Linked DNA regions of Homo sapiens: region 2 is linked to region 1. A link is an interaction called in ENCODE POLR2A ChIA-PET data of the cell type or tissue named here. Cell type or tissue: A673. All regions are shown on one strand. Links, peaks and the distances in the headings refer to the core of each region. The heading gives the core; the rest is flanking DNA.

Evidence for each region. Peaks named below come from ENCODE experiments on the same cell type or tissue, not always from the same donor. Only the 100,000 strongest peaks of a DNase experiment are listed, where the experiment ranks them.
Region 2: POLR2A ChIA-PET joins it to region 1 with 6 read pairs; 5 of 35 experiments call an interaction of 5 or more read pairs at or near these places.

The regions. Positions count from the first base shown.
Region 1 is chr16:29,637,831-29,653,524 of GRCh38, forward strand. No RefSeq gene overlaps it. Among named protein-coding and RNA genes, the nearest start is that of SPN, 18 kb to the right of the region's middle. RefSeq lists enhancers at 5,495-5,614, 5,735-5,794, 6,751-7,020, 7,918-8,212. In A673, for the core only: no CTCF peak of the experiment used is centred there; a DNase peak (open chromatin) is centred at 8,051.
Region 2 is chr16:29,585,499-29,601,192 of GRCh38, forward strand. It overlaps MIR3680-2 (microRNA 3680-2), which reads right to left and starts at 13,767; the gene lies at 13,681-13,767. LOC105371168 (a long non-coding RNA gene) reads left to right here and starts at 12,293. Exons shown (of 2, transcript XR_950984.3): 1 at 12,293-12,324. It also overlaps the pseudogene SMG1P2. RefSeq lists a silencer at 9,814-10,203. In A673, for the core only: no CTCF peak of the experiment used is centred there; a DNase peak (open chromatin) is centred at 9,863; H3K4me3 peaks cover 1,134 bases; H3K27ac peaks cover 1,312 bases.

The sequences.
Region 1 (15,694 bases), core at 6,414-10,413:
TTGGGAGGCCGAGATGGGCGGATCACTTGAGGTCAGGAGTTAGAGACCAGCCTGGCCAAGGTGGTGAAACCCATCTCTACTAAAAATACAAAAATTAGCTGGGTGTGGTGGCGGGCGCCTGTAATCCCAGCTACTCAGGAGGCTGAGGCAGGAGAATTGCTTGAACCTGGGAGGTGGAGGTTGCAGTGAGCTGAGAACGTGCCACTGCACTCCAGCCTGGGCGACAGAGTGAGACTCAGTCTCAAAAAAAAAAAAAAAAAAAAAAGTACTCATAGTTGGAGGCACCAAGGTGTAAACTGGAAAATGGAAAATGGATTTGGCTTTGGTCCAGTCAGGGGCTAGGCAAGTGCTGGACCAAGCCACAGAGCTGCTCACTGCCCCTCTTCACTCAAAATCTCAGTGTTGGTCTGGAGCAACCTCGGAGTCATATCTAGTTTTAAAATTCTACCATTATGAGCAAGTCTTCTAGTCTCCTTAAATATACACAGATGAATTACATCTCAATTTTTAAAAATACACAGAAAGAGTGCTTCACACAATAAGCACATTAAATCACTTTGTTAGGCCAGGCACAGTGGCTCACGCCTGTAATCCTAACACTTTGGGAGGCCAAGGCAGGTGTATCACTTGAGGTCAGGTGTTCGAAACCAGCCTGGCCAACATGCTAAAACCTCGTCTTTACTAAAAATACAAAAAATTAGCCAGGTGTGTTGGTGGGCGCCTATAATCCCAGCTACTCGGGAGGCTGAGGCAGGAGAATTGCTTGAACCCGGGAGGCAGAACTTGCAGAGAGCCGAGATCATACCACCGCACTCCAGCCTGGGCGACAGAGCAAGACTCCGTCTTGAGAGAAAAAAAGAAAGAGGCCAGGCGCCGTGGCTCACGCTTGTAATCCCAGAACTTTGGGAGGCTGAGGCGGGTGGATCACAAGGTCAGGACATCAAGACCAGCCTGGCCAACATGGTAAAACCCCATCTCTACTAAAAATACAAAAAATTAGCCAGATGTGGTGGCACGTGCCTGTAATCCTAGCTACTCAGGAGGCTGAGGCAGGAGAATTGCTTGAACCTAGGAGGTGGAGGTTGCAGTGAGCCAAGATTGCATCACTACTCTCCAGCCTGGGCAACAGAGTGAGACCCCGTCTCAAAAATAAATAAATAAGGCCGGGCGCAGTGGCTGACACCTGTAATCCCAGCACTTTGGGAGGCCGAGGTGGGCGGATCACCTGAGGTCAGGAGTTCGAGATCAGCCTGGCCAACATGATGAAACCCCGTCTCTACTAAAAATAAAAAATTAGCTGGGTGTGGTGGCATGCACTTGTAGTCCCAGCTACTTGGGAGGCTGAGGCAGGAGAATTGCTTGAACATAGGAAGCGAAGGTTGCACTGAGCCAAGATCGTGCCACTGCACTCCACCCTGGGCAACAGAGTGAGACTCTGTCTCAAAAAATAATAATAATAAATAATAAATAAATAAAATAAAATAAAGTCTACTCTTACTCTTAAAAAAAAAAAAAGAAAAAAGGCCAGGCATGGAGGCTCACGCCTGTAATCCCAGCACTTTGGGAGGCCAGGGCGGGCATATCACGAGGTCAGGAGATCGAGACCATCCTGGCCAACATGGTGAAACCCTGTCTCACCGGGTGCGGTGGCTCACGCCTGTAATCCCAGCACTTTGGGAGGCCGAGGCGGGTGGATCATGAGGTCAGGAGTTCGAGACCAGCCTGGCCAAGATGGTGAAACCCCGTCTCTACTAAAAATACAAAAATTAGCCGGGCGTGGTGGCACACACCTGTAGTCCCAGCTACTTGGGAGGCTGAGGCAGGAGAATCGCTTGAACCTGGGAGGCAGAGGTTGCGGTGAGCCGAGATTGTGCCATTGCACTCCAGTCTGGGTGACAAGAGTGAAACTCCATCTGGAAAAAAAAAAAAAAAAGAAACCCTGTCTCTACTAAAAATACAAAAATTAGCTGGGCATGGTGGCATGTGCCTGTAATCCCAGCTACTCAGGAGGCTGAGGCAGGAGAATCGCTTGAACCAGGGGAGTTGGAGGCTGTGGTGAGCCGAGATCGCGCCACTGCACTCCAGCCTGGCGAAAGAGCGAGACTCCATCTCAAAAAAAAAAAAAAAAAAAAAAAGAGGCCAAGCGCAGTGGCTCAGGCCTGTAATCCCAGCACTTTGGGAGGCCAAGGCGGGTGGATCACGAGGTCAGGAGATTGAGACCATCCTGGCCAACATGGTGAAACCCCGTCTCTACTAAAAATGCCAAAATTAGCTGGGCATGGTGGTACGTGCCTGTAATCCCAGCTACTCGGGAGGCTGAGGCAGGAAAATCGCTTGAACCAGGGAGTCAGAGGTTGCAGTGGGCCAAGATTGCTTCATTGCACTCCATCCTGGCAACAGAGCGAGACTCTGTCTCAAAAAAAAAGGAAATCTTCCTGCCTCAGCTCCTGAGTAGCTGGGATTACAGATGTAAGCTACCACATCTGGCTCCAATTTAAGTATCCACATGTGGCTAGTTGTTATCTATTGGAACACGCAGTTCTGGAGGCTTTAATATAGGGACTCCTTATGGAGAAATGGATATGGTTAAAGGAGGCTACAAGGAATGCTGAAGCCCTAAGAGACTAGCAACTATTGGAGCCTGTTACTGCTTCTAGGACTGATGGGGTAACAGGCAGAAACTGTGTTACCGAAACTCATTAAAACCTGGGGATGTAGAAGGGGCCACCTGACAGGTGCTGCAGATGTGGGTGGGGAGATGAAGCCACTGCCAGAGATGTGAGGCACAGCAGGAAGGGAGCAGAATAGAAATGTCCTGACTGTCCTCCCCCTTGGAGCTCCAGCCAGTCCTCCCTTTAGCTAAACTCAAGTGAAATCCAGGCCGGGTGCGGTGGCTCACCCCTGTAATCCCAGCACTTTGGGAGGTCCAGGCGGGAGTTCGAGACCAGCCTGGCCAACATGGCAAAACCCTGTCTCTATTTAAAAATACAAAAAAATTAGTTGGGCGTGGTGGAGGGCACCTGTAATCCCAGCTATTTGAGAGGCTGAGACAGAAGAATTGCTTGAACCGGGGAGGCGGAGGTTGCAGCGAGCCAAGATCCTGCCACTGCACTCCAGCCTGGGCAACAGATCGTGACTCCATCTCAAAACAAAACAAAACAAAACAAAAAACAGAGGGTGGGGGAGCCTCCAGGGCAGAGGGTAGGGCTGAGAATAGGTCTGGGAGTGAGGGTAGATGATGACCAGCCCAGAGCCACAAACCCCAAAACATCACCTCTGAACCCCAGGGCTCTGAGGAACCCTGTCTGAAACCACTTCCTAGGTGGGACACATCCAACTGAACGGAAACAGAACTGAACAGATACGAGGGTGGGGGGACCCCTGGAGGTCCCTTCTGAGGGATCTTTGCTTAGTTCTGTTCTGTTCCTTTCTTTTTTCTTTTCTTCTTTCCTTTTCCTTTCCTTTTCTTTCTTTCTCTTTCTCTCTCTCTTCCTTTCCTCTTTCCTTTTTTTTTTTTTTTTTTAACCGAGTCTCGCTCTGTCACCCAGGCTGGAGAGTACAGTGGCATGATCTCGGCTCACTGCAACCTCCGCCTACCGGGTTCAAATGATTCTCCTGCCTCAGCCTCCCAAGTAGCTGGGATTACGGGTGCCTGCCACCAAGTCCAGCTAATTTTTGTATTTTTAGTAGAGACAGGATTTTGCCAAGTTGGCAAGGCTGGTCTCGAACTCCTGACCTCAGGTGATCTGCTCACCTTGGCCTCCCAAAGTGCTGGGATTATAGGCATGAGCCACCTCGCCTGGCCTTTACTGAGTTCTTAAAGGCTGAGACAGGAAAAGAAAAATAGTAAACTCTGTGCGTAATTTCACTATTTTCTTGTTTAACTTTATGACTGTCCTGGAGAGGGCAGCATCATTACCTTTAATTTAGAGCTGGGACAGGGACAGTCTGTGACACTTATCTTGATATTGAGGAATGGAGTCAGTCCTCCAATGGAGGGAGGCCGATTGAGGTGTGATACTGAGTGCCCCATCAGTTGTTCAAGGGCTGGGGCAGATCTAATATTGTGTCTGTACTGGCTGATACTTAGGTGGCCAGGGCCCCAGCTTTGGAAACCTGTGATGGCTGCTACCACCTCTGGCTTTGCTAGGCGCACACATCTGCCCAGACTCAATGTATTGCAAACCCATGCAACCTCCAGGCCCACACTGAGAATCAAGAATTGTGGACTCTTGATTCTCCAAATCTTCTCAAAAGCCCAGCTGCTGGCTGGGTACAGTGGCTCACATCTGTAATCCCAGCACTTTGGGAGGACGAGGCGGGCGGATCACTTGAGGTTAGGAGTTCAAGATCAGCATGGCCAATGTGGTGAAACCCCATGTCTACTAAAAATACAAAAATTACCTGGGCATGGTGGCAGGCACCTGTAGTTCCAGCTACTTGGGAGGCTGAGGCAGGAGAATCGCTTGAACCCGGGAGACGGAGGTTGCAGTGAGCCGAGATCGTACCACTGCACTCCAGCCTTGGTGACAGGGCGAGACTCTCTCTCAAGGCTTGAGGGCTGAGTGAACACTCCTTAACTATTTCCAGTTATAGCCACGGGTCGACTTAGATCAACAGAAGTCTGTATGGATTACTCTAATAGAGTGCAAAAAGATCTGAACTAGGACCTCATTGTGAATTCGGATCCTACCCCTTACCAGCTGTGTGACCGTGGGCAAGACACAGAATCTCTGAGCTGTCACTGCCCTCTCTGTAAGTGAAGTGGCACCCACTTCTTATGTCTGTGTTGGTCCTCTTCTCCTAATTGACACTCACTCGTTTTTCGTTGTTTTTTTTTTGAGACGGAGTGTCGCTCTGTCGCCCAGACTGGAGTGCAGTGGCACGATCTTGGCTCACTGCAAGCTCCGCCTCCTGGGTTCATGCAATTCTCCTGCCTCAGCCTCCTGAGTAGCTGGGACTACAGGCGCTCGCCACCACGCCTGGCTAATTTTTCGTATTTTTAGTAGAGACGGGGTTTCACCGTGTTAGCCAGGATGGTCTCGATCTCCCGACCTCGTGATCTGCCCGCCTCAGCCTCCCAAAGTGCTGGGATTACAGGCGTGAGCCATGGCGCCTGGCCACTCTTTTTTTTTTTTTTTTTTTTAACTTTGAGATAGAATCTTGTTCTGTCACCCAGGTTGAAGTGCAGTGGCATAATCCTATCTCACTCCAAACTCAAACTCCTGGGTTACAGCAATCCTCCCACTTCAGCCTCCCAAGTAGCTGGGACCACAGGCACATGCCCCCCTGCCTGGCTAATTTTTAAAATTTTAAGTAGAGATAGGGTCTCACCGTGTTGCCTAGGCTGGTCTCAAACTCCTGGGCTCAAGTGATCCTCCCACCTTGGCCTCCAAAAGTGTTAGGGTTACAGGCATGAGCCATGGTGCCTGGTGACACTCACTCTTGAGTTGAGCTCACACAGACCCCTGGCTTTAAATATCATCCAAATGTTGATGTCCCCCAAGTTTTCATCTTCACTGCAGACCTCTTCTGTGAGCTTCAGAACTGCTCACTTGAAACTTCCCCTTGGGTGTCTGACAGGCAACACAAACTTAACATGTCCCAACATGAACTTTTTTTTTTTGAGACAGAATCTTGCTCTGTTGCCCAGGCTGGAGTGCAGTGGCCTGATCTTGGCTCACTGCAAACTCCGCCTCCCAGGTTCAAGTGATTCTCCTGCCTCAGCCTCCCGAGTAGCTGAGATTACAGGCACGTGCCACCACACCCGGCAAATTTTTTGTATTTTTAGTACAGACAGGGTTTCACCCTGTTGGCCAAGCTGGTTTCAAACTCCTGAGCTCAAGCGATCTGCCTGCCTCTGCCTCCCAAAGTGGTAGGATTACAAGTGTGAGCCACCGTGCCCGGGCCCAAAATGAACTCTTTATCTTCTCCCCCATACCTGCTCCTCCTGCAGCCTTCCCATATCAGAATACAACAATTCTATTCTTACAGTTGGTGTGGCCGAAAACCTTGGTGTTGTCCTCAATCCTCTCTCACACATCCCCAAATCCAATCTGTCAAGAAACCCTGGTGATCACTTGAGCCCAGGAGTTTGAGACCAACCTGGGCAGCATAGCAAGACCCTGTCTCTACAAAAAATACAAAAATCAGCGGCAGGGCGCAGTGGCTTACGCCTGTAATCCCAGCACTTTGGGAGGCTGAGGCAGGCAGATCACAAGGTCAAGAGATCAAGACAATCCTGGCCAACATGGTGAAACCCCGTCTCTACTAAAAATACAAAAATTAGCTGGGCATGGTGGCACGTGCCTGTAGTCTCAGCTACTTGGGAGGCTGAAGCAGGAGAATTGCTTGAACCAGGGAGGCAGAGGTTGCAGTGAGCCAAGATCGTGCCACTACCCTCCAGCCTGGTGACAGAGCAAGACTCTGTATCAAAAAAAAAAAAAAAAAAAAAAAAAAAAGCTGGGCATGATGGCACACACCTGTGGTCCCAGCCACTCAGGAGGCTAAGGTGGGAGGGTCGCTTCAGCCCAGAAGTTGGAGGCCGCAGTGAGCCATAATTGCACCAGTGTACTCCAGTCTGGGCCACAGAATAAAACTCTGTCTCTAGAAAACAGAACAAAACAAAGTTGAAGCTCTCTAAACTCTCCACACTGACTCAGAGTGAAAGTGCTAATAATGACCTAAAGCCGTGCCCTATGGCCCCCTTTCCTCTTGACTTCGCTTTTCATGCACTCTGCTCCAGCCATACTGGCCTCCTTGGGCTTCCCAGAACACGCGAAGCAGGACCCAGGTTAGGGCCTTTGAACTGGCTTTGTTTGTCCGTGGGATTCCCCATGAACATCTCATGGCTGCTCCCTCTCTTCCCTCAAGTCTCCCCTCAGATGTCCCCTTCTCAGAGACATCAGCCTGTAGAAAGGAGCACTTCCTTCCCCCACTTTCCTGCGTGATGTTTCTCCATGATGCCTGCTTCCTACATATGTAGAGTCTGTCTCACTCCGGAGAAGGCTACCTCCAAGAGGACAGGTGACTGGCCCTTGATTTCATTAATTGTCACAATCCTATGCCGGACACATGGTTGGTGTTCAACAAATATTTGCGGAATTAAAGAACAAATTAATAATGTTGTGAGATAAATACTCTGTGCCCATTTTTCTTTACTTTTTAATATATTTTTTAAATCTAGAGAGACAGGGTCTCCCTATGGTCCCCAGGATGGCCTCAAAACTCCTCCTGCCTTGGCCTCCTTGGCTGGGATTACTGGACTACTACTGTGCCACCATGCCTGGCTCTTCTTTTCCTTTTACTATGCCCATTTTAAAGGTGAGGAAAACTGAGACTCAGAAATGTTCCCAAGGGCACACAGTGAGTGGTGGCTGCCTTCAGGTTGGTCTGACTCCAGTGCCCAAGCCTTTCTCAGGAGTGGTGTGTTGCCCATCAGCCATTATATCCATGACATCAACTGGCATAAGATATGTTCTTATATGAAAATTAATTTTAGAAGTGAGTGTCACGAAATATTGACCTTCTCTAAGGAACTAGTTCTTATAGTCAAAAAGGAGGAACTTATGTAAATTTTCCCTTTCAGGGCCAGCCCCAGGAAGTTCAGAGCCTAATGTGGTGTTCATTCTATTAATTTTTTCTTACCCTGGGACTTTTTTCTTTCTTTCATTTATGTTAACCTAATCACCAGCTGCTTCCTGTTCCTTAGGAAATAGCTAAGTCGTACATGACACTTTTGGGGTTCCAGTGTGCCCGGCATGGGTTTTCTTTCATTGGGCAGGCACTAGGTGGGCTTTTCAGCCTGAAGACGCATGTTTCTCATCAGAGTGAGAATGATCTCTGATCATTCTCCTTCTTCCATTTCTTGGGTTCTCTCTTCCTGGCACTCCTATTGGTTAGCTTTTGGGCCTCTTGGATTGCCTGGCTGTGTCTCTGTGGCAAAGACTACTCATTATCCAAAATCCAATGAGCCCTTCTTCCCCAAGAACATGGTGGAACTGCATGTCCCAGCCTCCCTTGCAGTAGGCATGGTCATGTGACTAAGTTTCCACCAATAGAATGTGAGGAGGTGATGTATGTGACTTCTGGTCTTTGGCCTTAGGAAGTAGGCCAGCTTCATACTCTCCATTCCTGCTGGCTGGAGATCCCCACAACAGATTCAAACGTGCAGGTGACAAACGGTGCCCTACCGATGGCAGAAAAGTGATGAGGAAGGGCCCTTGGTCCCTGAGCAATGAGAGAAGCAGAGCTGCCTCCCTAACTACCACCATTTCACTTGAACATGTCTCTTCTTTTGTTTATTTATTTATTTGTTTTTTGCAGACACGTCTCTTCTTTTTTTTTTTTGAGATAGAGTCTCACTCTGTCCCAGGCTGGAGTGCTGTGGCACAATCTCGGCTCACTGCAACCTCTGCCTTCTGGGTTCAAGTGATTCTCCTGCTTCAGCCTCCCAAGTAGCTGGGATTACAGGCATGCGCCACCATGCCTGGCTAATTTTTGTATTTTTAGTAGAGACGGGGTTGGCCAGGATGGTCTCACACTACTGACCTCATGATCCACCCACCTTGGCCTCCCAAAGTGCTGGGATTACAGGTGTGAGCAACTGCGCCCGGCCGACACGTCTCTTCTTTAAGCCGCCACTTATTGGATCTCTATGTTAGAGCGGCAGTCTCATATATTTTCTCTCATATTTTCTTCTCCACCCCTACACCTTCTGGGAGTTCTATTTTCTGGGATAATTAATTAATTAATCAATTTTTGAGATGGGGTCTCACTCTGTCCCAGGCTGGAGTGCAGTGGAGCGATCTTGGCTCACTGCAACCTCTGCCTCCTGGGTTCAAGCTATTCTCCTGCCTCAGCTTCCTGTCTCAAACTCCTGACCTCGTGATCCACCTGCCTTGGCCTCCCAAAGTGCTGGGATTACAGGCGTGAGCCACCGCGCCCAGCTTTATTTATTTTTTAAATTTTTTATTCTTGAGACAGAGTCTCACTCTGTCACCCAGGGTGGAGTGCAGTGGCATAATCTTGGCTCATGGCAACCTCCGCCTCCCGGGTTCAAGCGATTTTCCTGCCTCAGCCTCCCAAGTAGCTGGGATTACAGACGCCTGCCACCACACCTGGCTAATTTTTGTATTTTTAGTAGATGGGGTTTTGCTACGTTGGCCAGGCTGATCTCGAACTCCTGACCTCAGGTGATCCGCCTGCCTTGGTCTCCCAAAGTGCTGGGATTACAGGCATGATCCACCACACCTGGCAGTTTTCTGGGATAATTTATTAACTTTTTATTACAACACTTCCTGTTTGTGTTTGTACAGATGAGGCCTTGCTATATTACCCAGGCTGGTCTTGAACTTCTGGCCTCAAGCCATTCTCCTTGGCCTCCCAAACTGCAGGAATTACAGGAGTGAGCTACTGTGCCCAGCTTCTTTATTCTAATGCTTTTAGTAATTCAGTATCATAGCTTTAATTTCTAAGAATTCAGTCTTTGCTCTATTTATTTATTTATTTGAGATGGAGTCTCACTCTGTCGCCCAGGCTGGAGTGCAGTGGTGTGATCTTGGCTCACTGCAACCTCCTCCTCCTGGGTTCAAGCGATCCTCCTGCCTCAGCTCCCAGAATAGCTGGGACTACAGGTGCCTGCCACCACACCCGGCTAAATTTTTTTTTGTATTTTTAGTAGAGACAGGGTTTCACCTTGTTGGTCAGGCTGGTCTCGAACTCCTGTCCTTAGGTGATCCACCTGCCTCAGCCTCCCAAAGTGCTGGGATTACAGGCGTGAGCCACTGTGCCTGGCCTCTTTCTTTTTTATAACACCCTGTTTTTATTGTAACATAGTGTAGCAATTTTTTTTTTCTTTGAGATGGAGCCTTGCTCTGTCGCCCAGCTGGAGTGCAGTAGTGGATCTCGGTTTAACTGCAACGTCCGCCTCCCGGGCTCAAATGATTCTCCTGCCTCAGCCTCCCGAGTAGCTGGGATTATAGGCACCTGCCACTGTGCCCAGCTAATTTTTGTATTTTTAGTAGAGACAGCGATTCACCATGTTGGCCAGGCTGGTTCGAACCCCTGACCCCAGGTGATCAGCCCACCTCGGCCTCCAAAATGCTGGGATTACAGGTGTGAGCCACTGCACCTGGCCAGCAATATCTTTTTTTTTTTTTTTTTTTTTTTTTTGGGGAAAGAGTCTTGCTCTGTCGCCCAGGCTGGAGTGCAGTGGCGCGATCTCGGCTCACTGCAAGCTCCGCCTCCTGGGTTCATGCCATTCTCCTGCCTCAGCCTCCCGAGTAGCTGGGACTACAGGCGCCCGCCATCACGCCTGGCTAATTTTTTTGTATTTTTAGTAGAGACGGGGTTTCACCATGTTAGCCAGAATGGACTCGATCTTCTGATCTCATGATCCACCTGCCTCTGCCTCCCAAAGTGCTGGGATTACAGGCGTGAGCCACCGTGCCTGGCCCATCTTTTTTTTTTTTTTTAATATGGGGTCTTGCTCTGTCACCCAGGCCAGAGTGCAGTGGCATGAGCACAGCTCACTGCAGCCTCAAATACCCAGGCTCAAGTGATCCTCCCACCTCAGCCTCCAGAGCAGCTGAAATTACAGGCACGTGCTACCACGCCCTGCCCAGCTAATTTTTTTTTGGAAGCAGCACCTTCATTTATTAGGGACTTCGGTGGGGATGGGGAAAGGCGGCCCCCGGGTCAGAGGCGCCGGAAGAAGAGCTTGGAGCCGTGGTCTAACGTGCACTCGCTGGGGCCCAGCTGGCTCCCGCCCAGCTCTTTTTTTTTTTTTTTTTTTTTTTTTTTGAGATGGAGTCTCACTCTGTCGCCCAGACTGGAGTGCAGTGGCGCAATCTTGGCTCACTGCAACCTCTGCCTCCCGGGTTTAAGCGATTCTCCTGCCTCAGCCTCGAGTAGCTGGGATTACAGGCACCCGCCACCACACCTGGATAATTTTTGTGTTTTTAGTAGAGATGAGGTTTCACCATGTTGGCCAGGCTGGTCTCGAACTCCTGACCTCAGGTGATCCACCTGCCTCGGCCTCCCAAAGTGCTGGGATTACAGGCATGAGCTACTGTGCCCAGCCCCGCCCAGCTAATTTTTTAATTTTTTGTAGAGACAGGATCTCACTATGTTGCCAGGGCTGGTTTCAAACTCCTGGTCTCAAGCGATCCTCCCGCTTTGGCCTCCCAAAGTGCTGGGATTACAGGGGTGAGCCTCGTGCCTGGCCTGAAGCAGCATTTTCTCAAATGTCTTTAAAAATACCAGATTTTTTTTTTTCTTTTTCTTTTTTTCTTTTCTTTTCTTTTCTTTTCTTTTCTTTTTTTTTTTAAGACGGAATCTCGCTCTGTCGCCCAGGCGGGAGTGCAATGGCGCGATCTCACTGCAAGCTCACTGCAAGCTCCGCCTCTCGGGTTCATGCCATTCTCCTGCCTCAGCCTCCTGGTAGCTGGGACTACAGGCGCCCGCCACCACGCCCGGCTAATTTTTTTTGTATTTTTAGTAGAGATGGGGTTTCACCATGTTAGCCAGAATGGACTCCATCTCCTAACCTCATGATCCACCTGCCTCTGCCTCCCAAAGTGCTGGGATTACAGGCGTGAGCGATCGCACCCAGCCTCTTTTTCTTTACGTAAATTCTGTTTCCTCCAGGATTACTTTTCTTTTCTTTTTCTTTTTTTTTTAAATTTTTTTGAATGTACTTAGGATGCATTTGGCTACAAATAACTAAACATCCGACTTACAGGAAGCTCACAGAAGGGGGTGGCTGGGATTCAGGGCCCCTTGATCAGGCATTTGCGATGCCTTGGGATCCCATGCTCTTCCTCCCATTCCTCCTCTGCAATCCTGCAATGTTTCCATCCTGGGGCCAGTTCCTCTCAGAGTTACAGGATGTATCCTTAATCATGGCTTGTGGGAGGCAGAAGTTACTGCCCCCGGGTTCTCTTTTAATTAAAAGGAAGAAGCCTTTCTTAGAAGCCTCCCTTCCTTTTATCTTAGTGGCTAGAACTGGGGCATGTACCCTTTCCTAATGCAATCGTGGGCAGAAGGGGAGTGGTTACTTTAGACTGGTCAGACTTTGCTGGAGCTGAAGAAGGAAGGGGTCAGTGCCCAGGATGTGTATGCTGGTGGGCACCTGAACAAACTGGGGTACTTTTAGGAAAGAAGGAGGCAGAATGGATGATGGGGTTGGTTTATCTTGGTGCTTTCCTTTCATGTTGCAGGGTTTCTTTGAATGTTGTTGATATTTCTTCCAGGCGTGACGGCTCATGCCTGTAATCCCAGCAGTTTGGGAGGCCGAGGTGGGTGGAATCTCTTGCGCTCAGGAGTTCCAGACCAGCCTGGGCAATATAGGGAGACCTCTGTCTCTACAAAAATTAGCCAGGCGTAGCGGTGTGCACCTCCCAGTTTTGCTGGGAGGATTACTTGAGCCCAGGAAGTTGAGTTGAGGCTGTAGTGAGCTGTGGTCTCACCACTGTATTCCAGCCTGGGTGACAGAGTAAAACCCTGTCTCAAAAAAAAAAAAAAAAAAAAGGTTGATATTTCTTTCAAGTCCCATCATACTTCAGAGTGAGCCAATAAGAGGCTGACTGGGGCTTTTGGTACCAGAGTAGAGCTTTCCAACTTGAGGGTTGGACTTTCATATCAAGTGTGAGAATAAACTAAAGACCTATTTAGGTGCAAGATTACTTTGGGCACGGTGGCTCACGCCTGTAATCCCAGCACTTTGGGAGGCTGAGGGGTGACGATCACCTGAGGTCAGTAGTTCGAGACCAGCCTGGCCAACATGGCGAGACCCCGTCTCTACTAAAAATACAAAAATTAGCCAGGCATGGTGGCGCCTGCCTGTAATCCCACCTACTAGGGAGGCTGAGGCAGGAGGATCGCTTGAACCTGGGAGGCAGAGTTTGCAGTGAGCCGATATTGCCCCACTGCACCCCAGCCTAGGTGACAGAGTGAGACAAAAAAAAAAAGCAAAGTTCACCTTTTTATTAGGGAGCTTTCTTTGGATGTGACTTGAAAATGTGCTCCTGCAAAATTAAGAGGGTAAATCACAAAAGAGAAGGGTGCAGACTACAGGAAATAGGAGATCCCACCCAAGAGAGAAATAACCACTGGTCCCAAGATGTAGCAGTGTAGCAACAGGGAGTGGGAGGGGAGAAGGAAGGTCACACTGGAGCAAGGAATTAGTGAAGCAATTAGAAACTCTAGGTAAAATTAAAAGAGATGTATTGTAGTAAATTTACTATGATACATTATCGTAGTAAATATCGCTAAAATTTTATATATATATATAAATATATATATTTATATAATATAACTGAACAATAGTTATATAATGCTTTTTTTTTTTTTCTGAGGTGGCATCTTGCTCTGTTGCCCAGGCTGGAGTACAATGGCACGATCTCAGCTCACTGCAACCTCCGCCTCCTGGGTTCAAGCGATCCTCCTGCCTCAGCCCCCCTAGTAGCTGGGATTACAGGCACGCGCCACCATGCCCAGCTAATTTTTTTATTTTTAGTAGAGATGGGGTTTCACCATGTTGGCCAGGCTGGTCTCGAACTCCTGACCTCAGGTGATCCACCCGCCTCGGCCTCCCAAAGTGCTGTTATTACAGACGTGAGCCACCGTGCTAGGCATTTTTTTTTTTTTTTTTTTAGAGACATGGTCTCCCTTTGTCACCCAGGCTGCAGTGCAGTGGTATCATCATAGCTCACTGCAGTCTTGAACTTCTGGGCTCAAGTGATTGTCCCGTCTCAGCCTCCTGAGTAGCTGTAAGTACAGGCATGTGCTACCATGCCTGGCTACTTTTTTTCTTTTTTTCTGTACAGATGGCACCTTGCTATGTTGCCCCAGCTGGTCTTGAACTCCTGACCTCAAGTGATCCTCCTGCCTTGGCCTCTCAAAGTGCTGGGATTACAGACATGAGGCACCACATCCAGCCCCATAATCTTAAAAACAAAGAAAATTAATAGTTTTCCATTTTAGACTCAAACTCTGGACCAGACAGCACTGATCTTGACTATCTGAGGTGATAGAAATAGCCTTTATCTGTGTTATTTGATTTGATAGCTACTAGCCACATGTGGTTTCTGAACACACTTGAAATGTAACTAGCTAGTTGCAACTGAGGGAACTAGGTTTTAAATCTCATTAAATTTTAATTAAGTTAAAGTAGTCTCCTGTGGCCAGTGGCTTCTACATTAGGCAATGCAGCTCTAAGCAAGATGAAAGAGAGAATGCCAATATTATCTACATTTAACAACATAAAAGTAAATGTACAGGTAACAGAAATGAGCAGAAGAGAGATAAAGGAAAGCCACTATCTTCATGTCACAAAGTGATAAGAATTTAGGCCAGAAGCTGTGGCTCATGCCTGTAATCTCAGTACTTTTGGAGGCCGAGGCAAGGAGGATCGCTTGAGCCCAGGAATTCAAGACCAGCCTGGGCAACATAATGAGATCCCTGTCTCTACAAAAAAAATTAAAAATTAGCTGGGCATGATGGTGCACACCTGTAGTCCCAGCTACTCAGGAGGCTGAGGTAGGATTGCTTGGGCCCAGGAGTTCGAGGGTGCTCATCTCTTTAAAAATAAGTAAATAGGTCAGGTGAGGTGGCTCATGCCTATAATCCCAGCACTTTGAGAGGCTAAGGTGGACGGATTGCTTGAGCCCAGGAAATTGATCTCAGCCTGGGCAACAGCGAAACAATGTCTCTACAATAAATATAAAAAGTAACCAGGTGCATGCCGGGCGCGGTGGCTCACGCCTATAATCCCAGCACTTTGGGAGGCCAAGGCAGGGTGGATCACAAGGTCAGGAGATCGAGACCATCCTGGCGAACACGGTGAAACCCTGTCTCTACTAAAAATACAAAAAATTAGCCGGGCATGGTGGCGGGTGCTTGTAGTCCCAGCTACTCGGGAGGCTGAGGCAGGAGAATGGCGTGAACCTGGGAGGCGGAGCTTGCAGTGAGCCGAGATCGCGCCACTGCACTCCAGCCTGGGTGACAGAGCGAGACTCCGTCTCAAAAAAAAAAAAGTAACCAGGTGCGGTGGCACACACCTGTAGTTCCAGCTACTTGGAGGCTGAGGTGGGAGGATCACTGGAGCCCAAGGTTGCAGTAAGCTGAGATCAGGCCACTGCACTCTAGCCTGGGCGAAAGAGTGAGACCCTGTCTCAAAACAAAACAACAACAATAATAAAACTCATACATAACTACGTAAATAAAGTTACAAAAGCAACTTTAGTTCGTTACAAAGGACCTGAAGAGAGGGATTTAACTGACCTGCAAGGTGGAATGGGGCTGGAGCAGGGCCAGTGGGTCAGACACCTATGATTATGCCAGGCAAAATGGATACATGAAGAAATAAAGTTATAGCATCTCCATGTAGTAATAGAAAAAAAAAAGGAATAACGAAATTAGCACACTTTTTGGGAATGTGGACCCACCAGTAGAATTGAGACTAGAAAAAGTTAAAAGCATTAGAAGTGTTCTCTTTCTGAGATCATGACTTGTTGGGGAAAGGGAAGACTTATTGTTCATGACAAACACTTCTGTGCTTATAACATGCATTAGCTTAGGAAACAGCACTTTTCTTTTTCTCTTTTTTTTTTTTTTTTTTTTTTTTTGAGACAAGGTCTTGCTCTGTCGCCCAGGCTGGAATGCATGTTGCGATCTCGGCTCACTGCAACCT
Region 2 (15,694 bases), core at 7,570-11,569, 51 kb before region 1:
GGAAAAGAATAACATTATAAAACCAAGTATCTCTGCATGAGCGAACTCCACAAGAATTTAGTAAGTTATACTCTACATTAAAAAAAAAACAAAAAACAAAAATACAGAATAAGGAAGCATTTCCTATACATATGAAACCACAAAATTTCTGTAATCTTTACTGTTAGGCCTCTATACAAGGGGAAGTATGTTTCATTTTATAGTTCCAAAAATAAAATGGGCTCTGAAAAACTTCAAGATAGTCAAAGACAGGTAACCAAAATGATGACAATGTGAAAAGATTAACAAACAGCTCCTCTAAATCATTAAGGGTGGTCCAATGAAAGGAGCCTCAGGGATTTGTTTTAGGTGATTAGGATAAGGAACAAGAGCCAGATAACAAAGGCAGAAAATCCTAAAGAATTTAACAATTCAATGTTCCCAAAAGACACCATGGACCACACTCCATTTTATATGACACTTAAATGACATTCCATACATGTGTCTAACATGAAGATTGAGCAGATAAAAAGTATCACTTTAGTAATCATCCTCAATCAACACCAGATAACAAATGAGGGGCTTTTGCTTATGGAAATTCTCACATATTGAGCTGAACACTTTTACCTTAATTAATTAATTAATTTATTTATTTTTTGAGACAGAGTTTCGCTCCTGCTGCCCAGGCTGGAGTGCAATGGCTCGATCTCGGCTCACCACAACCTCCGTCTCCCGGATTCAAGTGATTCTCCTGCCTCAGCCTCCCAAGTAGCTGGGATTACAGGCATATGCCACCACGCCCGGCTAATTTTTGTATTTTTAGTAGACACGGGGTTTCTCCACGTTGGTCAGGCTGGTCTCTCCCGACCTCAGGTGATCCACCCACCTTGGCCTCCCAAAGTGCTGGGATTACAGGTGTGAGCCACCATACACAGCCTTATCTTAATTTAAATTGTTAAATATAAACATAATACTCAGGTCCTTAGCAGCCCCTTCTCTATATTGTTCCAATTAACTGCCTCCCACTGCGATCTCTCTTGCACGTGTGTGCACGCACTCTAACACACACACTTTTTTTTTTTTTAGACGGAGTCTTGCTCTTGTTGCCCAGGCTGGAGTGCAACGGTGCAATCTCAGCTCACCACAACCTCGGCCTCCTAGGTTCCAGCAATTCTCCTGCCTCAGCCTCCCGAGTAGCTGGGAATACAGGCATGCACCACCACACTCGGCTAATTTTGTATTTTTAGTAGAGACGGGGTTTCTCCATGTTGGTCAGGCTAGTCTCGAACTCCCGACCTCAGGAGATCCACCCACCTCAGCCTCCCAAACTGCTGGGATTACAGGCATGAGCCACCATGGCCAGCCCACACACTTTTTCAAGAAGCAACTAGATTTAATCTTCCTAAATTGTGCCACTTTCCGGCAGGTAAAATTTCAATGATTCCCTAAAGTCACTCCAAATACACTTAAACTGGGCCAGGGTGGTGGCTCACGCCTGTAATCCCAGCACTTTGGGAGGCCGAGATGGGTGGATCACCTGAGGTCATGAGTTCAAGACAAGCCTGACCAACATGGTGAAACCCCGTCTCTAGTAAATACAAAAAATTAGCCAGGTGTGGTGGTGCGTGCCTGTAATCCCTAGAGCTACTTGGGAGGCTGAGGAAGGAGAACTGCTTGAACCCGGGAGGCGGAGGTTGCAGTGAGCCAAAATGGCACCATTGTGCTCCAGCCTGGGCAACAAGAGCAAAAACTCTGTCTCCAAAAACAAACAAACAAACAAACAAAAAAACACCTGAACTATGATTAAAGGTCTACAATAGGGTTCCCAACCCAGTGCTTCAGCTTCACCTCTTATTTATATTACTCCTCATAAGTACCCAATTCCTCTACACACTGACAATTTGCACCTGGCCTTATCCTAATTTTCTTCTATTTTGGGGGGGATTCTCCCCCAAATTCACAGTGAAAACTGTACAGACCAATTCCATCACCCCATTTTCCCTCCTCTGACCCTCCAAGTTTTTGTTTTTGTTTTTGAGACAGTCTCGCTCTGTCACCCAAATTGGAGTGCAATGGCATGATCTTGGCTCACTGCAACCTCCACCTCCTGGGTTCAAGCGATTCTCCTGCCTCAGCCTCCCAAGTAGCTGGGATTACAGGCACCCACCACTGCATCCAGCTAATTTTTGTATTTTTAGTAGAGATGGGGTTTCACCATGTTGGCCTGTAACCCCAGCACTTTGGGAGGTCAAGGCGGGCAGATCACCTGAGGTTAGGAGTTTAAGACCAGCCTGGCCAACCTGGCGAAACCCTGTCAATCATGCCACTGCACTCCAGCCTAAGTGACAGAGCAAGACTGTCTCAAAAAAAAAAGAAAGGAAGGAAGGAAGGAAGGTATACTGAGAATTACATCACAAAATCCACATGCTCTCCCCTTCACAAAGCCCTTTACTTTTCTCCCATAATAACTTATAGCCTCCTTGAAGACAGTGGTTTTACAAGTCATAAAAATCCTGGCCGTGGCCCAGTGCAGTAGCTTGTGCCTGTAATCCCAGCACTTTGGGAGGCCAAGACAGGCAGATCACTTGAGGTCAGAAGTTCGAGACCAGCCTGGTCGACATGGCGAAACCCCGTCTCTACTAAAAATACAAAAATTACCCAGGAGTAGTGGCACATGCCTGTAATCCCAGCTACTTGGGAGGCTGAGGCAGGAGAATCGCTTGAACCCAGGAGGCCGAGGTTGCAGTAAGCCAAGATTGCACCAGTGCATTTCAGCCTGGGCAATACAGTGAGACCCCATCTCAAAAAAAAAAAAAAATTATGGCCGGGCACGGTGGCTCACGCCTGTAATCCCAGCACTTTGGGAGGCCGAGGCGGGCGGATCACAAGGTCAGGAGATCGAGACCATCCTGGCTAACACGGTGAAACCCCATCTCTACTAAAAATACAAAAAATTAGCCAGGCGTGGTGGCGGGCACCTGCAATCCCAGCTACTCGGGAGGCTGAGGCAGGAGAATGGAGTGAACCCAGGAGGTGGAGCTGGCAGTGAGCCGAGATTGCACCACTGCACTCTAGCCTGGGCAACAGAGCAACACTCCATCTTAAAAAAAAAAAAAAAAAAAATTTATACACACACACACACACACACACACATCTCCCTAGAAGCATCAATATTTACTGAATTAGAGTATTTTATTACCTGTTATAAAAAACAAACAAAAAAACCTTCCATTATACTAATTTATAAAGGAATAAAAACAAAATGGGTTGGGGAGTCCAGGCACGGTGTCTCACTCCTGTAATCCCAGCACTTTGAGAAGCACAAGGTGGGAACTTGAGGTCAGGAGTTCGAGACCAGCCTGGCCAACATGGCGAAACCCGGTCTCTAATAAAAAATTAGCCAGGCCTGGTGACATGCACCTGTAGTCCCAGCTACTCGGGAGGCAGAGGCACGTGAATCACTTGAACCCAGGAGGTGGAGGTTGTACTGAGCCAAGATCGTGCCACTGCACTCCAGCCTGGGAGACAGAGTGAAACTATGTCTTTAAAAAAAAGGCGGGGTGCAGTGGCACACACCTGTAATCCCAGCACTTTGGGAGGCCGAGGCAGGTGGATCACCTAAGGTCAGGAGTTCATGACCAGCCTAACATGGTGAAACCCCGTCTCTACTAAATATAAAAAAATTAGCCGGGTGTGGTGGCACATGCCTGTAATCTGATCTACTTGGGAGGCTGAGACAGGAAAACAGCTTGTACCTGGGAGGCGGAGGATGCAGTGAGCCAAGATTGCACCATTGCGCTCCAGCCTGGACAACAAGAGCAAAACTCCGTCTCAAAAAAAAAAAAAAAAAAAGTTGGGGTGAGGGGAAGGTTCAACTTAAAGATACGATTACTAACTGTTTCATAAGGAATGACTTATTTCATACTGGAGTAGGAGTTTGACACCAGCATGGGCAACATGGGGAGGCCCCATCTCTACAAAAAAATAAAAATAAAAAATTAGCGTGCCAAGCATGGTGGGTCACACCTGTAATCCTTGCACTTTGGGAGGCCAAGGAGGAAGGATCACTTGAGCCTAGGTATTCAAGACCAGTCCAGGCAGCATGGCAAAACCCCGTCTCTACAGAAAACAACAAAAAAAAAGTAGCTGGGGGTGGTGACATGCACCTGTGGTCCCAGCTATTGGGAGGGTGAGGTAGGAGGACTTATTGAGCCTGGAAGATGGAGGCTGCAGTGAGCTGAGATGGTTCCACTGCACTCCAACCTGGGCACTGGAGTGAGACTCTGTTTCAGAAAAAGAGAGAGGAGGCCAGGCATGGTGGTTCATGCCTGGAATCCCAGCACTTTGGGAGGCCAAAGCGGGTGGATCACCTGAGGTCAGCAGTTCAAGACCAGCCTGGCCAACATGGTGAAATCCCATCTCCACTAAAAACAGAAAAATTAGCCGGGCATAGTGGCATGCACCTGTATTCCCAGCTACTTGGAAGGCTGAGACAGGAGAATCACTTGAACCAGGAGGTGGAGGTTGCAAGTGAGCTGAGATTGTGCCACTATACTCCAGCCTGGGCAACAAAGTAAAACTCTGTCTCAAAAAAAAAAAAAAAAAAGAGAGAGAGAGAGAGAGGAAAAATAAATAAATTAGTCAGGTGTGGTGGTATGCACCTGTGGTCCCAGCTACTCAGGAGGCTAAGGCGGGAGGATTCCCAGAGCCCAGGAAGTCAAGGCTGCAGTGAGCAGTGATTGCACCACTGCACTCCAGCCTGGGCAACAGAGCAAGAGCATATCTCAAAAAAGAGGAAAGAAAAGAAAAGAAAAACATAAAAACAAACGTTCCTTTAGTTTTAATTTTTATTTTTTAGTTTATTATGGCCGTTTTACTCTCCCCCAAGTAAAACAGCCATGCACAATTTGCTGAAATTTTCCTTAGTGTACTTTGAAATCTGTGGAACAGAACTGGCAATCGCTAAATTCTATTTGACTCTAGTTCCATTTAATATTAGACTGGTGTGAAAGTAACTGCGGTTTTTGCCAAAACCGCAATTACTTTTGCACCCACCTAATAAGTATAAAATATGTAACTTCACTTAATTTTATCCTTTATGTATTTCCCTATATTATGTACCTATGGACATCAAACTTAGTACAGACTGATAAAAGGCTGAACAGACAACTCTGGTTTCAAAAATCCAGCTTCTCACAACATCAGACATACTAGTATACAGCTTTTCTAATTTCACAACACATTTCCATTTTTTGGTCTTTCACAATAGAGAAGATGTGTATACTTTTGAATACTCTGATCTGTCTACAATCTACCAAAATTGGAAGGTGTTTTTATTATACAGTTTCATCCTTTTAGAAATATACAAAGATCCTAAGTTTGGGCACAGTAAGACACTCAATATAGATCTACTACTAAACAAGTAAGACCAAGTACATAATTAATGTCCTAACACCCCCAGTGGAGAAGTAAAATCTACTTGTTTTCTGTTGACTTGAATGCCTTCTCTTCTTTGTTGAATTAATCAATCTACTTGACTCCAATGTCAAATTAATCAATGTCACTTTAGAATATTAAAATGTACAATTATGAATTACACATTTAAAACACATCATTCTGATCTCTGTCTTGATTGATACTAGAAGATTATCTTCCAAACTAAGGTGGAAAAAATGACAGACTTTAGCTATTGGCAATGATAGGTCATTTTTTTAGGGAAGAGGAGTAAAGAGGGCAACCTCCATAGGTCAGATATCCCTTTGTTCTAAGAAGCCACCACCTCTGTTTCTTCATATGAAAAAAACCAGAGGCATCCAGTGGTTCCCAAAACCTTCTCAACTTTACGCTTGAGGAACCCACAGATTTCAAATAATACAACTGACCTAAGACCACTCATTTGTTTAACCATTCTTTTTTTAATTTTTTATTTTTTTTTTTGAGAAGGAGTCTTGCTCTGTTGCCCAGGCTGGAGTGCAGTGGTGTGATGTCGCTCACTACAACCTCCGCCTCTCAGGTTCAAGTGATTCTCCTGCCTCAGCCTCCCGAGTAACTGGGATTACAGGCATGCACCACCACATCCTGCTAATTTATTTATTTTTTTTTTTTTTTGGAGAGACGGGGGTTTCACCATGTCGGTTGGCTAGGCTGGTCTCGAACTCCTGACCTCAGGTGATCCACCAACCTCAGCCTCCCAAAGTGCTGGGATTACAGGCGTGAGCCACTGCCCCCAGCCTGCTTAACCATTCTTAAATGTCGGGTGCGGTGGCTCACACCTATAATCTCAACACTTTGGGAGGCTGAAGGTGGGCAGATTGCTTGAGTTCAGGGGTTCAAGACCAGCCTGGGCAACGTGGTGAAAACCCCATCTCTATAAAAAATACAAAAATGAGCCGGGCTGTTGGCAAGCGCCTGTAGCCCCAGCTACTTGTGGATGCTGAGGCAGGAGGCTTGAGCCTGGGAGGTCGAGACTGCAGTAAGCCAAGTATCTGTGCCGCTGCACTCCAGCCTGGGTGACCACAGCAAGACCCTGTCTCAAAAAAATTGACAGAAGAGTTGACTGAGAGCACAGTGAATGAAAAGGAAGACTATAAGCCAGTGCCATATAAATGCTTACTGTTGGAGGTATGCTTCTATGGAACACGGGTTTGCTCTCTTGCCATATGACATTCACGTATTCAGCCACCTGGAACACTTCCTGTCTGTATGTGTGAAGTATCATGTGTGGTCAAAATTGACTCAACAGTCATTTTCCACACCAACTGGCAAACTAACACTAAAAGAAATCAACAAGTATTGCTTTTTCAAAAGCCTAAATCGGCTGAGTGCGGTGACTTACACCTGTAATCCCAGCACTTTGGGAGGCCAAAGCAGGCGGATCACCTGAGTCAGGAGTCCAAGAACAGGCCGGCCAACATGGTGGAATCCCGTCTCTACTAAAAATACAAAAATTAGCTGGACGCCTGTAATCCCAGCTACTCAGGAGGCTGAGGCAGGAGAATTTTTCCCTGTAAGCGGGAGGCAGAGGCTGCAGTGAGTCGAGATTACACCACTGCACTCCAGCCTGGGAGACAGAGCAAGACTCCATCTCAGGAAGACAAAAAAAAAAGCCTACATCAAGGAAAACAGAACCAAAACACCAGGGACAAAATGGTACATAAGAGGCAAAAAAAATTTTCACCAAAATTATTCAGATGAACCATAATAAATGTGCCTGCATCTGAAGATGTTCTAAACCTTCATTTAAGCAAGAAGCAAGATCAAGATCCGTTCCGTCAGTTACCTGGAGTCTGTCATCTTTCTGAATAGGGGACAGAATCACCTCAAATTTAACTAATAAAAATTTATGACTTGGCAAACACCCCAGGTATTTTTATTGACTAACAAATCAGCTATGACAATCTTAGCAACAAATCAAGTTATGCTATGGGGTATGTCCACACTTTCCTGTTCCCTCTACAACAGGAGAAAATCAAATCTTTCCAACATCCTAACAAACTGTTACTCCCTGTAACCAAATGTATCACAGTATCGTCTACCAAGGCGTTACATCCTGAAACTTTCCTACAAAAAGCACAGCTTCAAAGAAACCTTGCAAGCTTTCTTGTAAGCTCCTCCCTTCCCACATCGCCCCTCCCCAGAGCCAAGAAATAAAGCACTTGAAAGAAACAACATGGATAATATTTATTAATAGCTTATGTACATATTCCATAACTACATAAGCCATTTGGCTTCATACCTGTCAGCAATGAAGTCAGCTGGCCCTAGCACGTGGCTGCGACTCTTCTCTATTTATTTAGAACTACAAACTACAATTTACACTTTACAAAAGCTGTAGGACTATTTGGGAAGGCACTTTATTCTTCTAAAAGGTTACTAAATTCTCTTAAATACTTATACTGATCACAATACTGAAAAATAATAGAAAATCCATTGTCATTCATTTACCACCTGATTTGTTAGATGCCAGATAATCAAATTTCACACATTTCAATAAAAAGGCAAAACTAAGCATGTCAATCATAGGAAGAAAAATACTTAACTAATTTTATTTAAAGCACTCACAAACTCTTAAGTGGTACAAGACAAGTCAACGCTGTTTATCGAACAATATTTTTTTTTTACGACTAAACATCTCAATTCTAGACTCAGGCACTAATTATTAAAGTCATCTAGTTATATACACCAATTCTCAACAGACACAGTTTTTTTTGGAAAGGCATATTAAACAGACTAAGATGTGTACTACCCATTAGCCAAAGATAATTTTATTGATTTTTCTAATGAGTCTTCAAATGTTACATTCTAACATCTTAGCAAATTATTTCCAAATACTGCTGGAATTACATGTAACTATCAGGAAACAAAAGGGCTTCTCAACAACTTGTGCGTTCTACATTATCTGGCCAGTTTCCGGACAATTATAATACAATTGTGCTCCAAAGTAGGAGAGTTCCATGAATCAATTGCCCCTAAAATATATTTCTGTATATTTAAGGAGTTCTAAGCATTGGGTTAAATTCCAAACAGACTCTGAATACAAGCATTTATTTAGTAAGAGAGGTTAGAATAAATCAATCCTAAATTAGGCACAGCTGCCCTCCCCCCATTGATCAAAAAGACAGGAAATTACATTTATTTAAAAAGTTAATGTTCCTAATATATTCAAATCTAACTAAGCCCCAAAACGGTCTGAGATCAAATCCTCCATAAAAGAGGAAATTCTCTAGACTTCTAAGTGGGTGCCCAAAGAGTTCACTCAAGTGTCCAGGTATGAATTACGATTCACCAGAGTAACCGGCCTTGCACTTAGGGAAAACTTCCATCGCCCAAGACCAGAGTGGGTCGATCCCATCAACAGTCACACAATCTCATCTCATGCTCCACTAATGAATGTTCTGCCTAAAGTCAGAGCAATGCCTTGGCTGGAGTTTTGTTTTGGTTTTTTCAATATTACCACGTGGGGGTCACAGAAAGGGAACAGAGGTTACAAGAGCTCTCACGTGGCGGCTGAAAGACTGGGGAACCGAGAAAGTGAATGAGTAACAGGGAGGGTCCTGGACTCTCAGGATCTCCCAACTCGGGGTCAGGGGGAGGCGGTAAGTGGAATGCCCCCCCACCACCCCCGCCTCTTTCTCACCTCCTGGTCCCGACCCTAGGCCAGTGCCACCGCCGGGAGCCCCGGGTCTCGGCTTCAGCCCCAGGCTGAACATGCAGGGAGGGGAGAGGCACTTAGGCCTCGCCTCCCCGTGGCCTTCCTCCCCCAGCCGGGGCGGAGGAGAACCAGGAAGCCGCGCCCGGCTCCGGTGGGTGGAGGGCCTAGGCCGCGCCTCCCAGCCCCGCGGCCCTAGGCCTCGGCCCGCCCGAGGCGGAGCCCGGGAGGTCGGGGCGGGGTCCCGGGCCGGTCACCCACCTGGGTTGCCAGTCATTCCAGCTCCGCGAATAGTTGGTGCCGCCGCTGCTCAGCCGAGACCCCGGGGCTCTGCGGCTCATTACCTTCCCCGACACGACATGGCCAAGCGCCGCCGCCCAGAGAAGCGCGAGTCGCCGCCCGAACCGGCCGCTGCCGACACCCCGCTCCGGCCCGGGGCTGAGGAGGAAGCCGAGGAGGAGGAAGAGAAGGAGGAGGAGGAGGAGGAGGAGGAGGAGGCGGCGGCGGAGGGCGGGGTAAGAGGACGGCCGTTCCGGGTTCCGCCTGAGCCCGCAACGCAGAATGAGGAGGCGGGAGCGGCGCGGTGAGAGAGAGGCGGATGAAGGGGCGCCGACTTCTCTTCCAGGGCCATGCGCGGCCCACGACGCCGGGGCCCCGGAGGACGAGGACGACGAGGAGCAGGCGGTGGCGGCAGCTCCCCACGCTCACAAGGCCACTGCTTCCCCGCCTCCCGGCTCCGCCCGCCGCGCCGCCACTGTCGCACGGCATGCTGGGAGCGAGAGGCGGGGTCGGCCCCGCCGGGCCTGGGGAGAGAGGCGGGTCCTGTCGGCGGGGCGGGGCCGAGAGAGGCGGGGCCGATAGCAGGCCGCCCCGCCCCCCACGGCCCCAGGCTCTTGGACGGCGAAGAGGTCTGGGCGTAGTAGTGACGAATCCTAAGACAAGGGATCTCCACTACTGCGGCCACACACTTTTCTCCCAAACGCTTCCCGGAAAGCACCGGAGGGCTGGGCAGTCAGGTGTAAACAGGCGTCCAATCAAGGACCTGCAGTGTGGGTGGTGGGGGCTGGTGCCCTGGGGTGCGAGCGCACACAGGCGTGCCCTTGGTTTCACGTGCGCCAGTTTTCCCACTTTCTACGGGGGGGAGTGGAAAGTGAAAATAGTAAGATCGAGAGGTGGATATCCACCTTCCCAACCTCCACCTGAAATGTGCCCATCGAGTCCTAGCACCTTTTACCATTTCTTCCCAATGAAAAAAACTAAACGATGTAAGGGAAGGGAGTACCCACGACCACCAAACCCTGTCCTCTGCAATGTGAAATGTGCTTTGAAGTCCTCTCACCCTGAGGCTTGCCCGCCTTCTGCTGGTGAAAGAAGCTGGGGGCTAGGCGCGGTGGGTCACGCCTGTAATCCCAGCACTTTGGGAGGCCGAGGTGGGCGGATCATCTGAGGTGAGGAGTTCCAGACCAGCCTGGCCAACATGGAGAAACCCCGCCTCTACTAAAAATACAAAAATTAGCCGGGCATGGTGGAGGACGCCTGTAATCCCAGCTACTTGGGAGGCTGAGGCAGGGGAATCGCTTGAACCCAGTAGGCCGGGGTTGCAGTGAGCCGAGATCAGACCATTGCAGTCCAGCCTGGACAACAAGAGTGAAACTCTGTCTCAAAAAAATAAAAGAGAGAGAGAGAAAGCAGGGAGGGAAGAAAAAGGAAGGAAGGAAAGGAGGGAGGGAGGGAAGGAGGGAGGAAGGAAGGAAAGGAGGGAGGAAGGAAGGAAGGAAAGGAGGGAGGAAAGGAAAGGAAAGGAGAAAAGAAAGAGAAGGCCGGGCGCGGTAGATCACGCCTGTAATCCCAGCACTTTGGGAGGCCGAGGCGGGCAGATCTCGAGGTCAGGAGATCGAGACCATCCTGGCTAACACGGTGAAACCCCGTCTCTACTAAAAAATACAAAAAATTAGCTGGGCGTGGTGGCGGGCGCCTGTAGTCCCAGCTACTCCGGAGGCTGAGGCAGGAGAATAGCGTGAACCCGGGAGGCGGAGCTCCCAGTGAGCAGAGATCGCTCCACTGCACTCCAGCCTGGGCGACAGAGCAAGACTCCGTCTCCAAAAAAAAAAAAAAAAAAAAAAAGAGAATCAGCTGGGTAGAGGAGACGTACCTGACCATCTACCCCATGACATGTCCCATGCCCCAGGGAAAAAAATTCCCTAAACCATCTGATGCATAAAGTGAATGCATACACATTTTTTAAAAGGTGGGCCAGGATGCTCCTTAAACAAGTGTCTAAACCTTATCTGCATAAGGAGTCTTAACCTATCATTTTATGTTGCAAAGAAAACGTCTTTATATATCGCTTGTGCAATTAAAAATTGTAACCAAAAGTACTTGAAGATTATGAGGAGTTGACACCTCCACACACATGCATATCCCCTCCACCTTGGGCTCCTTGCTTATGGCCACCAATCCCTCACTAAGGGAGGATCCTGCCAGTTCTAAATGATGGGGACTACAAAAATTACCCGGCGTGGTAGCGCGTGCCTGTGGTCCCAGGAACTCAGGAGGGTGAGGCAGGAGGATGACTTGAGTCCAGCAGGTGGAGGCTGCAGTGACCTATGATCCCACCACTGCACTCCAGCCTGGGCTGCGGAGGGTAGGGAGGGAGGGAGGAGAAGAAAGAGAAAAGGCAGGGCACCATGGATGGCTGACTCCTGTAATCCCAGCACTTTGGGAGGCCGAGGTGGGTGGATCACTTGAGGTCAAGAGACCAGCCTGACAAACATGGTGAAACCCCGTTTCTACAAAAAAATACAAAAATTAGCCAGGCATGGTGGCGCACACCTGTAGTCCCAGCTATTTGGGGAAGCTGAGGCATGAGGATTGCTTGAACCCGGGAGCCAGAGGTTGCAGTGAGCCGAGATCGTGCCACTGAACTCCAGCCTGGGTGACAGAGCAAGACTGTCTCAAAAAAAAAAAAATCATTTAGGTGAAGTGATTCATGCCTGTAATTACAGTGATGGGAGGCTGAGACTGGAAGATCCTTGAGCCTGGGAGTTATAGGCCAGCCTGAGCAACATAGTGAGACCCCCATCTCTACAAAAAAAAATTAAATTTTTTTTTTTCAGACGGAGTTTCACTCTTGTGGCCCAGGCTGGAGTGCAATGGTGTGATCTCAGCTCACTGCAACCTCTGCCTTCCAGGTTCAAGTGAGTCTCCTGCCTCAGCCTCCCAAGTAGCTGAGATTACAGGCACATGCCACCATGCCTGGCTAATTTTGTATAAAAATTTAAAAAATTTTAAAATTAGACAAGTTAGAAATTGCTTGAGCAACTGGACACAATCTCTGGTACTACCTTTCTTTTTCTTTTTTATTTTTTTATTTTATTATTATTATTTCTTGAGAAGGAGTCTCGCTCTGTCGCCCAGGCTAGAGTGCAGTGGCGCAATCTTGGCTCACTGCAAGCTCTGCCTCCCGGGTTCAAGCCATTCTCCCGCCTCAGCCTCCCGAGTAGCTGGGATTACAGGCGCCCGCCACCAAGCCCGGCTAATTTTGTTTTTTGTATTTTTAGTGGAGACAGGGTTTCACCGTGTTAGCCAGGATGGTCTCAATCTCCTGACCTCGTGATCCACCCGCCTCGGCCTCCCAAAGTGATGGGATTACAGGCGTGAGCCACCGCGCCTGGCCCTCTTTTTCTTTATTGGTCAAAATATTATCCAACTAGGCATATGGATGTGGAGGCATGCCTGTGATCCCAATTACTTGGGAGGCTGAGGTGGGAGAATCGCTTGAGCCCACGAGTTTCAGGCTGTGGTGAGCCATAATGGTGCCGCTGCACTCCAGCCTGGGCAACAGGATGAGACCATTTCTTAAGGGGACGGAAAAAATCACTCTGGCTGTGGCAGATTTCCTTAGGATAGATTCCGAGAAGTGGAGTTATTGGGGAAAAGGCTGTTAATGATTTTAAGTCTTTGGATACAGACTGTTAAGTTGCTTTCCAGGAAGTTTCTGCCAATGATAGTCTGATACTTTCTGTGTCCTCACACCACCCTTTGTCAACACTGAGTGTTTTTTGAGGGTTAATTATTTCTATGGGAGAAGTTAAAAAAAAAAAAAAGACAACAAAGAAATTGCTTCAGGTGGGGCATGCTGGCTCACGCCTGTAATCCCAGCACTTTGGGAGGCTGAGATGAGAGAATCACTTAAGCCTAGGAGGTGGAGGTTGCAGTGAGCCTAGATCGTGCCACTACACTCCAGCCTGGGCAACAGAGTGAGACTCCATTTCAATAAAATTAATCAAATGAATCAAACGTGAGCAACTCTCATAACTTCCAACATTTTTTTCTTCTTCCTGTTGGTGGTTCTGCCTCTCTGGCTCCATTAGGATTTCCCTACTCCATTTCAGTCATGGGAACCGAGTTTCTGTTCCTGAAACACACCAAGCCTTTCTGGCCTCTGGATTTTTGTACTTGCTGTTCCCGCCATCTGGAATGCCTTCCCTGCATTTGTTCCCATCAGGGTTGGGACTAGCAAAGTGACAGGGGATGGAGTTGCTGAGGGTGCAAAATTTAAGGAGGCACCTACTCCCAGGGTCATGCAAAAGCCAACTTTGCATTTGCACAATCCTGTGAGTGAGTCCCTCCTTAAATTTGAGGCTGTACTGTAATCCCAGCTACTCAGGAAGCTGGGGCAGGAGAATTGCTTGAACCTGGGAGGCAGAGGTTGCAGTGGGCCGAGATCCTGCCTTTGCACTCCAGCCTGGGCAACAGGGCGAGAATCCGTCTAAAAAAATGAGGCTCTAGACACCACATTTGCCCTACTCTGGCCCCTGCCCTGATTTTCCTGGCCTGTCTCATCTCCAGACAGGTTTGCTTTGACCTCCCTGCCCATAAAAGTTGGCCAGTGCCCTTTCCAGGTACTCTGTCATATACCCTATTTCTTTCCTTGGTAGTACCCAGCACCATCTGCAAGTATTGGGTTTCTTTGCACATTTAGCATCTGTCCAACCCTTAGGATATCAGCTTTGCAAGAGCAAAGGTCACGTCTATCTCAGCCTACCTCCTCCATACTCAGCACACAGCACAGCACCTGACCATAGGAAGCACGCAAGAAATGGGAGGAATGAAATGGAAATTATCTAAAATAAGGATCAAGATTGATACAGAAGTATTCATCTCAGCTTTACTTATTAATAGCAAAACAAAAACAAAACACCTGGATATTATACTAATTCTCAACAATAGGAAACTGATTAGGATGCAGTACATTCAGAGCTGAAATTTTCTGCAGCCATTACAAATTACATTTGTGAAGATTTTTTTTTTTTTTTTTTTTTTTTTTTTTGAGACGGAGTTCTGCTCTTGTTGCCCAGGCTGGAGGGCAATGTCTCGATCTCGGCTCACTGCACCCTCCGCCTCCTGGGTTCAAGCAATTGGTCTGTCATTTTCAGACCCAACAGAAACAGAGGTGCTCCTGCCAGGCCCCCGGGGACTGCCTCCAGGAGTCATTTGTAATGACAGGGTGCGTTCTGCGCACAGTTTCAGAGTCTGTCCAAAGGGCCAATGCTGGGGCTGGGCAGAAACGATCCAAGGCCTGTGAGCTGTGCAGCTTTATAGGCAAATGAAGATCGTTTACCCAGAATTGCCTGCTGGAGACAGCATAGAGGAAGTGGCGGCAACTTCACCAGTTCCAGGAAGCCCAGGCAGCCTGGTCCCCCAGGGTGCACCTGGCACAGCAGTTCGCATGGGGCCAGAGAGCGGCAGCTGACCGCTGCAACTACAGCTGGCCTGACACCGGGCACAGGTACCAGCCCAGCCCAGTCCCGCCCAGCGCAGCCTGCGGCCCCTAGCCGAACCAGCACCTGGCAAACCTGACACCCAGCCTTGGAGCTTGGGCCCCCCTCTGCAGCTGGCTGGGGCTCCTGAGACAGCTTCTTTGTCGGAATCCACTCAGTACACACACGGTCCCAAACTTAGTGGCTGCCCAGTGAACATGGGGCTTAGTAGAACCAGTACCTTCCTCCCTGGCCCCTTCAAGTCTAAATATCCCCTGCTCTGAGTACAAGCCTCCACCTTCTCCACTGATAGACAGCCCCCACCATCTCCACCGACAGACAGCCCCCACCTTCTCCACCGACAGACAGCCCCCGCCATCTTCACCGACAGACAGCCCCCACCATCTCCACCGGCAGACAGCCCCCACCATCTCCACTGACAGACAGCCCCCACCTTCTCCACCGACAGACAGCCCCCACCATCTTCACCGACAGACAGCCCCCACCATCTCCACCAATAGACAGCGCCCACCTTCTCCACTGATAGACAGCCCCCACCATCTCCCGTGTCATCCCCTGGGGGGACTTGTAAAAGCAGTGGTCGGGGAGCGGGATGGAAACCCAGAGCTTCTGATCAGGCAGGTCGGGGGAGAGGGAGACAACACATCTGCACAGAACAAGGTCCCAGGGAGGCCGGCGCTGCTGGTCCAGGGAGCACCCCCCAGCACAGGCGCGTGCTTCCCTGATGGACACGTCACCACCCCTGGGCTCCAGAAAATGAATGTCTGACCCAGTGACCCCTGTC